Linked DNA regions of Homo sapiens: region 2 is linked to region 1. A link is a contact called in ENCODE Hi-C or POLR2A ChIA-PET data. All regions are on one chromosome and are shown on one strand. The core of a region is the stretch at or near the end of the contact, and the rest is flanking DNA. Distances in the headings are between cores, read along the strand shown. Region 1 holds the start of GATAD2B (GATA zinc finger domain containing 2B). Region 2 holds the start of KHDC4 (KH domain containing 4, pre-mRNA splicing factor).

Region 1 (5,158 bases), core at 1,103-3,602:
GTACACCTGTAGTCCCAGCTATTTGGGAGGCTGAAGTGGGAGGATCTCTTTTTTTTTTTTTTTTTTGAGACAGAGTCTCGCTCTGTCGCCCAGGCTGGAATGCAGTGGCAAGATCTTGGCTCACTGCAAACTCCACCTCCCGGGTTCACGCCATTCTCCTGCCTCAGCCTCCCGAGTAGCTGGGACTACAGGCGCCCGCCACCACGACCGGCTACTTTTTTGTATTTTTAGTAGAGACGGGGTTTCACTGTGTTAGCCAGGATGGTCTCGATCTCCTGACCTCGTGATCTACCTGCCTCGGCCTCCCGAAGTGCTGGGATTACAGGCCTGAGCCACCGCGCCCGGCCGGGAGGATCTCTTGAGCCCAGGAGTTTCAGAGCAGCCTGGGTAACATAGCAAGACCTCATCGCTAATTTAAAAAATAAATAAAGTGGGGGCTGCGGTGGGCGCGGTTGTTCACGCCTGTAATCCCACCACTTTGGGACGCCAAGGCGGGTGGATCACTTGAGGCCAGGAATTTATGAGACCAGCCTGGGAAACATAGTGAAACCCTGTCTTTACCAAAAATACAAAAATCAGCCGGGCGTGGTCACGTGCGCCTGTAATGCCAGCTACTTGGGAGGCTGAGGTGGAAAGATGGCTTGAGCCTGGGTGGTGGAGATTGCAGGCAGCTGAGATCACGCCACTGCACTCCAGCCTGGGCGACAGAGGGAGACTGTCTCAAAGAAAAAAAAGAAAAAAAAAATGGGTGCGTCTGTGTTTGTGTAGGATCTACCTACGGCTTTAAGTTGCCATGTCCTCCATTATAATTTCATTTCCATTGCACAGCATGACTTTTAAATAATTTAAAAAACATGTTCAAATACCTGTGGAGGCTGGCGTGGTGGCTCACACACCTGTAATCCCAGCACTTTGGGAGGCTGAGGCAGGAGGATCACCTGAGGTCAGGAGTTCGAGACCAGCCTGGCCAACATGGCGAAACCCCGTCTCTACTAAAAACACAAAAATTAGCCGCGCGCCTGTAATCCCAGCTACTCGGGAGGCTGTTGAGGCAGGAGGATCGTTTGAACCTGGGAGGCGGAGGTTGCAGGAACTGAGATTGTACCACTGCACTCCAGCCTGGGAGACACAGTGAGAAAACAACAATAACAAAATGCCTGTGGAACCAGTTGTTTCTGGGTTTAAACCACTGCTTAGTCACTAACTAGCGGTCTGACCTTTGGCAAGTTACTTAACCTCTCTGAGCCTTAGTTTCCTCATCTACTTGGGTTCAAATTTCAGCTCTACCACTTAACGTGTAACTGGACAAATTTTTTGATCCTAATTTTCCTCATTTGTAAAGTAGGGATAACAGTACCTACCTCACAGTCATGAGGAATAAATACTTCATGTAAAGTTCTTAGCACAGAGCCTGACACAGTCTCTTTCCAAAAACGTTAACTACTATCATAACCTTAACACCCGGACTCTGTTACTTGGTCCCTATCCTCAAGGTGCTCCAGAAACGCTCGCTGAGTTTAGGCGGGCCTAACTGCTCCGTGGAAGCAGGGAGGCCAGCAAAAGGAGCTGGCCCTTGAGTTAATTAGGTGGAATCGGGCGGGGTGGGAGGCTGTTTCCTCGCTGAGAACCTAACCAGACCAGGAGTTCCCAAGAGAAGGAGCTGCGAGGGCTCTGCACACCGTAATTCCTCAGCAACTTGGCTAGCTGCTTTTTTTTTTTTCCTGCTGTCGTGGTTTAGTCACGACAGGACCAAGCGGAGGTACGATGAACACCAGGAAGCTCAAAGCCTTTGGCAGACGGAGACAGGCCACACCCCAAAAAGACGGCAAGGCTCAAGCGCCTAAAGCTAGTTCTATCGTGAAATTTCCTAGAGTCTGTCGCGACGAAACACCGCCCACCGCAGACCCCATCGCCGTTCGCCAGTCTCCATCTTTAGAATTGAAAGAATGAGAGATGGCCAAAGGGGAATCCCGGTTTGGAGAGACTGGGGTACGGCGGCTGCCTGGGGACCAAAACGTCTCTAAGGTAAAGTTGCAGCCTGAAGCGATTTTTTGACCCCCGACACTTAATGGGCTGTCGAAGACCCGGATGTGTCTGGGACTGGCAGAGGTACCCATTAACGCGCCCCCGCTAGACCATCCCCCCTCCTCCGTTTATGATTGGGTTTTAAGCACGCCAATCATCACTTCTCCGGCCACTCATTCTTCAAGGGTGGGGTGAAGTCCCGGCATCTAGTCTTCTACTGGCATGGCCGAGAAGATGAGGGCGGGGTGGCCGGCTTAGGTCGCCCAATGGGCGTCGTGGCGTGTGGGTAAGGCGGAGCCGAGGCGCTTGGCAGCTGCCCAATCAGCGTCCTTGTTTGTGTGGTGCCGCCGCCGCCGGTGCAGCCGTCGCCGCCGCCGCTGCCCCCGTCTGTACCGCAGTGTCTGCTCCGCCCGCCCGCCCCGGTCCGGCCCGCCCCCCTCCCCTACCCCCGTCCCTAGTCCCGTCAGCAGGGTCTGGATCCCCTGTGCCGTCGCCTCTTCCTTTTTCGACGCCTCCGCCGCCGCCTGAGGAGGCGAGCTAGCCGGGAGTTACACCGCCACCGCCAGGTGAGGAGCTTTGGCCTAGGCCAGCCTGGCCGCCCGCCCGCCCGGGGGCGGTGAGGAGCGAGGAAGGGAAGGAGGCTGGGAGGAGGCAGTGGTGGCGGAGGTGGGGGAAGGGAAAGGTGGAGGGGCGGGGGGAGGGGAAGCGCCCGCGAGCCGACGCCCGCCCGCGCGCCCCCGCCTTGCGTCCCCCTCCCCCCACCCCGGCACGGCGCGCCCCCGCCTCGCGCTCCTTCTTCACCTCATCCTCTCCCCCCTTGGCGCGCGCGACCCGGTCTTTCACTTCGGCCTCGCGCGCCCCCAGCTCGTGTCCCTTCATTTCGTCTCCTTGTACTCTTTCTCCCCTCCCTCACGCCCCGTTTCCCCCGCCATCCCCGCTTTCACTCCCTGCCTCATGCCCGCCATGCTCCCCTCCTTTCCTCTCTAGCGCGCCCCCCCCTTTTTTTTTTTAACTCTCTCCACCCCCAGTGGTGCCCTCAGGGTGCGGGGGCCGCTCCCTGCTCAGTCTTGTGTTTGCGGGCGGATGGGACGAATGGGGAATCTAAGGGTAAAGGAAGCACCAGATAATTATCTTTATTTAGGGAAAGGGATCAGGAGCGCATAACCTTACCCCTTTATTTCGTCGTCCACCGTTCGCTCGCCCTCCCGTAGGGGAAGAGAATTGTCTCAGGCTATGTGGGCACTTAGCTTCTACAGCGACTGGGCTTGTGGGACACACTGGATCTGTCTTCCAGTTCAGTTCCTGAGGGTCGGTGGAACTTACCCTTCCCTAACCACACCGGGACTTAGAGTACTTTTGGCCTCCCTGCTCTCAATTACATTGAGGAGCGAGCCACTCATGCGAGTGCAGAGGTTCAGGTGCCATTCGCGCGCCCGGTACAGCTTTCCCGTTTCATAAAGGTATGGTAGCCTCTTTGGATTCTTCCCCAGCATCAACTTCCAAACACAAGATGTTAGCTCATAGGGCTGGCAGTGAGGTGGAGATGGAGGCTTGGTGGTGGGTGGCATGTGGATGCTAACTGAGCTAGCTAGCAACCTTTTCTCTGTTGTCCCCTGGAAAATCAGGTAGCCTCCTGAGAACCAGTTTTCTCATTTCTGATAAATGCTTATTTGGGGGGCGTGTGTGTGTGCGTGTGTGTGTGTGTAAGAGAGAGAGAGAGATGGGGGGATACTTAATACATTTCAGCAGAGGCGAAGGATACTTAATATATTTCAGCAAAGGGCAAGAGCAGTGTTTTCAGGCCAGACTGCAAAAGAGGGATTTGGATTTGTAGCTGATGGAATTAAAACAGGTTTAACAGATCTGTGTTGGAGAAGAGCTGATGCTTTTGTAGTTTTTAGGACATTTTTTCTAAAAATTTATATTTTGAGTAGAAAAGCATGCATGTGGTTGTACAAAGTGAAAAGTAAGCTTCCTTCCCATCTCTGTCCTCCAGCCATCTAGTCTCCTTCCCCTCCTAGCACAGATGACTTTGATGTTTTCTGGCAGCAGCATGGTGCCTATATGTTGTTGGTGATTATCCTGTTTGGGAGTTTAGTGCTAACTTTATTGCTTTTCATTTGGTATGCTGACCTGAACTCTTCCTTGCAGTCTGATAACTTGGATTCTTATTTTGGTGCTGGAGCAGCCTTTCAAGTATTGTCCTAGAGTAGTATTTCTGTCAGTACTTAGTTGGGAAGGAGGCCACTTCTGGAGGTGCTATGGAGGAGTTCAGTATATTTTGAGGGAAGGCCCACACTTGTTGGATCGTGCTGCTTTTTTTGTGACGGATATCTAGTCCCTGGCCATTTGGGAATGGACTGGGTCAAGGATCGGATTCATATAAGCAGATAGCTTATATGAATAACTAGTTGATGGTAAGGCTGTCTTCACTTTTTAGGGGAATAGAGTTTTTTTAGTCCAGTGGCAGTGATAGTCATCATGGAACAAGGTAGAAAAGTACTAATCAGCAGGAATCAGAAGGCTGAATCTATAGGCTGAGTGACCCAGTTTGAGTAGAGGTGAGGCTTACAGACTTTTGTCCTGCCTATTATTCCTTACTTGAGAACACTCTCCATGAGGTGAGAGTGATTTGTAGTTGACAGCAGCATCCATCTTTATGACACTGTGGTTTGCCTTCCCTGACCGTATGTGATGTGTGTTAACTTCCTGTTTAGAGGCAGTCCCAGTAGGGTCTGAATATAGGCTGCACTCAAATACTTTTCTAGGAACAGTGTTAACCAGGTTCCCTGATCAGCCCTTCAAATCTAAATTCTGGCAGTAACTTTTACTGCTGTGCTTAGCATAGGGCCACAGGGTGGTGGCAGAGGGAAGTGTGAGGAATTTGTTCTGAGCCTCACAACCTTAAAGTACTTTCAAAAGCTTGTATGCTGTCCCCCATTTTGGGGTTTTGCCCCCTTCTCCCCTTTTTTTGCCAGACGGGCAAGGCTGGACCTCCAGGTTGAATTTTGGGGACCATTGTGTCAGTGAAGGTATCCTAATCATGTGTTGAGACCTCTGAATTCATCTCACCTTTAAGCAGTGAGTCTTGTGTGTTGCATGTAAAGCATTCCTCCTGTTTCAATTTACTGAT
Region 2 (5,158 bases), core at 1,612-4,111, 2.0 Mb before region 1:
GGGAGGCTGAGGCAGGCGGATCATGAAGTCAGGAGATCGAGACCATCCTGGCTAACACAGTGAAACCCTGTCTCTACTAAAAATACAAAAAATTAGCCGGGCGTGGTGGCAGGCACCTGTATGTAGTCCCAGCTACTTGGGAGGCTGAGGCAGGAGAATGGCGTGAACCCAGGAGGCGGAGCTTGCAGTGTGCCGAGATCGCGCCACTGCACTCCAGCCTGGGCAACAGAGTGAGACTCAAAAAAAAAAAAAAAAAAAAAAAAAAGTAAGGGAGGAAAACAATATAAATTTTCCCAAAAGGAAGGCTGGGTGTGGTGGCTCACGCCTGTAATCCCAGCACTTTGGGAGGCCAAGGCCGACAAATCATCTGAAGTCAGGAGTTGGAGACCAGCCTGGTCAACATGGTGAAACCCCATCTCTACTAAAAATACAAATAATTAGTTGGGTGTGGTGGCACGCACCTGTAATCCCAGCTACTCAGGTGGCTGAGGCAGGAGAATCACTTGAACCCGGGAGGTGGAGGTTGCAGTGAGACAAGATCACGCCACTGCACTCCAGCCTGGGCAACAAGAGTGAAACTTCATCTCAAAAAAAAAAAATTAATATGGAATTGATGAATAAAACTAAAAGCTAGGTTCTTTAACAAGGCAAAAAAAAAAAAAAAGATACGACACAGGAAAGACTAAGGAAAGTAAAAAGAAAAAAGATTTTTAAAAAATTGAAAATATCAAGGGTCGGGGATGATGTGGAGTAATAGGAACCCTGGTACATTGCTGGTGGGCATGTAAAATAGTGTAGCCAGTTGGTTTGGCAGTTCCACAAAAGTTAAACAAGATGTCCATATGACCTAGCAATTCTGCTTCTACATGTAAACCCTAAAGAATTAAAAACAGATACTTAAATACTTGTGAATGTTCACAGCAGCACTACTTACAATACCCAAGAGGTGGAAACAACTCAAATGTTAATCAATGGATGAATGGATAAATTGTGGTCTATACATCCAATGGAAAAGAAATTCAGTGATAAAAAAGAATGAAGTTTATTCAGTGATAAAAAAATGAAGTTCTGACATATGCTACAACATGAATAAACTTTGAAAACACTGTAAGTGAAAGAAGCCAGATACAAAAGGTCACACATTGTATAATTCCATTTATATAAAATGTGTAAAATAGGTAAATCCAGAGAAACAGTAGATTAGTGGTAGCCCATGTCTTGCGGGGCAAGAGAAATGTGAAGTGACTGTTAACAGGTGAGGGGTTTCTTTTTGGGGTGATGAAAATAATCTGGAATTAGATAATGATGATTGTGGCACAATCTTGTGGACACACTAAAAAACACTGAATTGTGCACTTAAATTTACTCTTTAAAAAGGGTAAATTTATGGCATAGGAGTTACATCACAAATTTTTTAAAATGACAAATATAATAAATAATGTAATTTCAATCAGAATCCCAACAGCATTGTGTTTTGGGGAGAAGAGGAAAAGGGGCACTTTGGGGAGGCCGAGGTGGTAGGATCGGTTGAGCCCAGGAGTTTGAGACCAGCCTAGGCAAAATAGTAAGACACCCCCCACCCCCGCACCCCCTACCACCCCGGTCTCTTAAAAAAAAAAAAAAAAAGCCAGGTGTGGTGGCCCGTGCTTGTAGTCCCAGCTACTTCAGAGGCTGAGGTGGGAGGATCAGGAGACTCATTGAAGCTCCAAGACATCCTAAAGGTTAGAAACCTTTAGCCTCGGCAGGGCGCGGTGGCTCACGCCTGTAATCCTACCACTTCGGGAGGCCGAGGCGGGTGGATCACCTGAGGTCAGGAGTTTGAGACCAGGCTGGCCAACATGGCTAAACTGTGTCTCTACTAAAAATACAAAACAACAACAACAAAAAATTAGCTGGGCGTGGTGGCGGGCACCTGTGATCCCAGCTACTTGGGAGGCTAAGGCAGGAGAATCGTTTGAACCCGGGAGGCGGAGAGTGGTTAGCCGAGATCGCGTCATTGCACTTCAGCCTGGGTGACGGAGCGAAACTGTCTCAAAAAAAAAAAAAAAAAAAAAAAAGAAACCTTTAGCCTACAGAATCAACTCAAACTCCTCAGCATAGCATTCAAGGCCTTTCATCTTCTGGCCTCCCACTCCAGCCAGCTCAACCGTTAAGTACACAGATGCCAGAACAGGGTGCTCCATAACCTATGCTTGATCGCCTCTCCAGTACTCAACCGGCTTTTTAGCGTCCCATTCTTAAACGCTCCAGCAAGATGAGCAGCTTATCTTCTTCGACCTTTGCTTAATATACAACTCTATCATACATATTTGCCTGCGTACCTGCCTTGCCACATTGAGAGTACCAGAATGGCAGGGCCTGCGGCTTATTCATCTTTTTATTTTTATATTCCCTGCTTGGTGCACAGAAATGAAGCAAACAAACAGAGAAATTCTCCAAATGATCTTTGCAACGAATCCTTTTCCTTTTCCTAAGTAACAGAAACGTGAAACGGGCAAAAGCCGCGGGAAGGCTGTCTCCCCAGACAGAAACTAGGACTCAACACAAACGTAGCGGAATTTGAGGAGAAACCTGTTTAATCTCCTGACTCATGCATATTGTCTTCTAGTCTAACAACATGCCCACGATAAAGATGGATTCAGCTAGCCCCGATTCCGCATTTATAGTAGGCACAGCAGCCATCTTTCTTAAGGTTAAGGCGCAACCCGGAAGATCACACCCTACCTGCCTCAGAAACGCCAGATGCCTTTAAATCATCGAGAGTCCAATCGGAATCGACATTTTCACCGGAACCGCTCGGCCCCACGACCGGAAGAGGCTGTGCGTAAGAACGTTGGGGGCGGAAGTGACGAGAGGTGGTAGTCGGATAGTTGGCGGGTGGTTGAGTAGAAGCGGTCGCCATGTCCGCGGGGAGCGCGACACATCCTGGAGCTGGCGGGTACGGCTTCAGGGGCGAGGGCATCGGAGCGAGCACTGGGGCGCAGGAGAGGCGGAGGGACCCTGAGAAGCTGCGTATAGGGTGGAAGGGTCCTTAAGTGGGAAGTAAAGGGCTGGACGTTTGGGGAGAAGGATCTTGAGCAGGCCTGGGGCCCTTAAAGGGCCGGCGGGGATCCGAGGGAGGAGGCAAACGGGGACTTTTGGAAGGGCGAGCCAAGGGGAAGGCGTAAACTAGAGCGTGTAGGATAGAGTGGAGTCTTTCGATATAGGTGACAGTAGAAACGAAAGATTTTGGGGAAGGGTTGAAAGTGGGGGTTTGTTAAATAAGCAATAATTGTTTAAGGAGAGGGGAGTTTTAGATTTGGAAGGTGATTCGGAGGTGTAAATGGAATATAATAGAGGGAAAATGGGGTGCTAAGGCGTAGTAAGGAAAGAATAACATACACGAAAGCTTTGGGGCCTAATGTTTTCCTTTTTCTCCATGTAGGCGCCGCAGCAAATGGGACCAACCAGCTCCAGCCCCACTTCTCTTCCTCCCGCCAGCGGCCCCAGGTGGGGAGGTCACCAGCAGTGGGGGAAGTCCTGGGGGCACCACAGCTGCTCCTTCAGGAGCCTTGGATGCTGCTGCTGCTGTGGCTGCCAAGATTAATGCCATGCTCATGGCAAAAGGGAAGCTGAAACCAACTCAGAATGCTTCTGAGAAGGTATTTGAAGTTGAAGGGTCTCCACTAATTGCGAATTTAATAGTTGTTTTGCCGGGCGCGGTGGCTTACGCCTGTAATCCCAGCACTTTGGGAGGCCGAGGCGGGTGGATCACAAGGTCAGGAGTTTGAGACCAGCCTGACCAACATGGTGAAACCCCGTCTCTACTGAAAATACAAAAATTAGTCGGGCATGGTGGCACGCGCCTGTAATCAGCTACTCAGGAGGCTGAGGCAGAACTGCTTGAACCCGGGAGGCGGAGGTTGCAGTGAGCCGAGATTGTGCCAGTGCACTCTAGCCTGGGCGACCCAATGAGACTCCGTCTCAAAAAAAAAAAAAAAAAGTTGTTTGTAATCCTGTAATCGCATAATAATTTGTGTTAGTAAAGGATAAATGGATATAGTAGTTGAGAGATCATTTAGTTTTGGAATGTTCCAGAACACATTTTGTTACAAATACATATTTACGAGGCGTTTTTGATTGGGCTGATTACATTTATGGACCAAATACCTTGTCTTGTCCTTGTTCACTTAGTTCAGCTTAAGCTGTATTTCCATAGTCATTTAAAGCAACATAACATGTTTTTAATATATGTGCTTTTTCCCTGAAGTCAGAGGAGTTCAGGTAAATCAAGTGAGCCCCATAGTGTCATCTCTAATTAGAACCTGTAGGGTTTTATTTATTTATTTATTTATTTTGATAGAGTCTCACTCTGTCACCAGCCTGAAGTGCAGTAGTGGGGTGATCTCGGCTCACTACAACCTCTGTCTCCTGGGTTCAAGTGATTCTGATTCTGCTGCCTCAGCCTCCCGAGTAGCTGGGATTACAGGTGCATGCCACCATGCCCGGCTAATTTTTTTTTGTGTTTTTAGTAGACAGGGTTTCACCATGTTGACCAAGCTCATCTCTGCCTCCCAAAGTGCTGGGATTACAAGTATGAGCCACCAGGCGCAGCCTATTGTTTGCAAAGATTGTGTGAGTCAGTCATCCATTTATAAGGTTTATGAGGAAAAATTAAAAGCATCTTGACAAAGATGTAGTGCTCCTTGTATATTAAGATTTTTAATACTGATGTTAATCGTTTAAGCTCTTTTTTTTTCTTAAAATAATAATCTTTAGGTAGTTGACCTCAGCAGGATACATAAACACTGGATTTAGAATCATAAAACCTAAAAACCCAGAATCCACAGTTTGAAACCCAGAATCCACAGTTACTGGTTACATGGCTTTGGCATAATGAAACTCAGCTTTCTCGTTGGTAATATATACCTGCATTGTGTAGTGCAGTAGTCACTAGCTTCATGTGGCAATTTAAATTAAAATTAAGGGGCTGGGTGTGGTGACTCACACCTGTAGTCCCAGCTCCTCTGTAATTCTTCTTGGATTCTTGGAAGGCTGAGGTGGAAAGATCACCTGAGCCTAGGAGCTTGAGGTTGCATTGAGCTGTCATTTTGCCATTGCACTCCAGCCTGAGCAGCAGAGTGACACCTTGTCTAAATAATACAAATAATTAAATACT

The links. Hi-C counts contacts between places; a loop is a spot of excess contacts on that map. ChIA-PET counts read pairs that join two places held with the same protein, here RNA polymerase II (POLR2A). Pooled maps may share reads with other maps.
Region 2: a map of CD8-positive, alpha-beta T cell shows a loop between it and region 1 (8-fold over the local background). The contact joins the promoter of KHDC4 here to the promoter of GATAD2B in region 1. A Hi-C loop is called at or near these places in 2 of 168 maps with a recorded cell type or tissue (CD8-positive, alpha-beta T cell and naive thymus-derived CD4-positive, alpha-beta T cell) and 6 of 50 pooled maps. POLR2A ChIA-PET finds 5 or more read pairs at or near these places in 1 of 52 experiments (activated B cell).

The regions. Positions count from the first base shown.
Region 1 is chr1:153,920,166-153,925,323 of GRCh38, reverse strand. GATAD2B (GATA zinc finger domain containing 2B) reads left to right here and starts at 2,352. Exons shown (of 11, transcript NM_020699.4): 1 at 2,352-2,591. It overlaps LOC101928059 (a long non-coding RNA gene), which reads right to left and starts at 1,951. Exons shown (of 4, transcript XR_922160.3): 1 at 1,362-1,951. RefSeq lists silencers at 45-218, 1,277-1,571, 2,249-2,568 and an enhancer at 1,879-2,118.
Region 2 is chr1:155,932,116-155,937,273 of GRCh38, reverse strand. It overlaps KHDC4 (KH domain containing 4, pre-mRNA splicing factor), which reads left to right and starts at 2,861. Exons shown (of 14, transcript NM_014949.4): 1 at 2,861-2,938; 2 at 3,425-3,641. The coding sequence starts at 2,901. LOC107985207 (a long non-coding RNA gene) reads right to left here and starts at 2,806. Exons shown (of 2, transcript XR_001738244.2): 1 at 2,725-2,806; 2 at 1,019-2,026. RefSeq lists enhancers at 2,625-2,784, 2,885-3,194, 2,734-3,300, 2,156-3,355.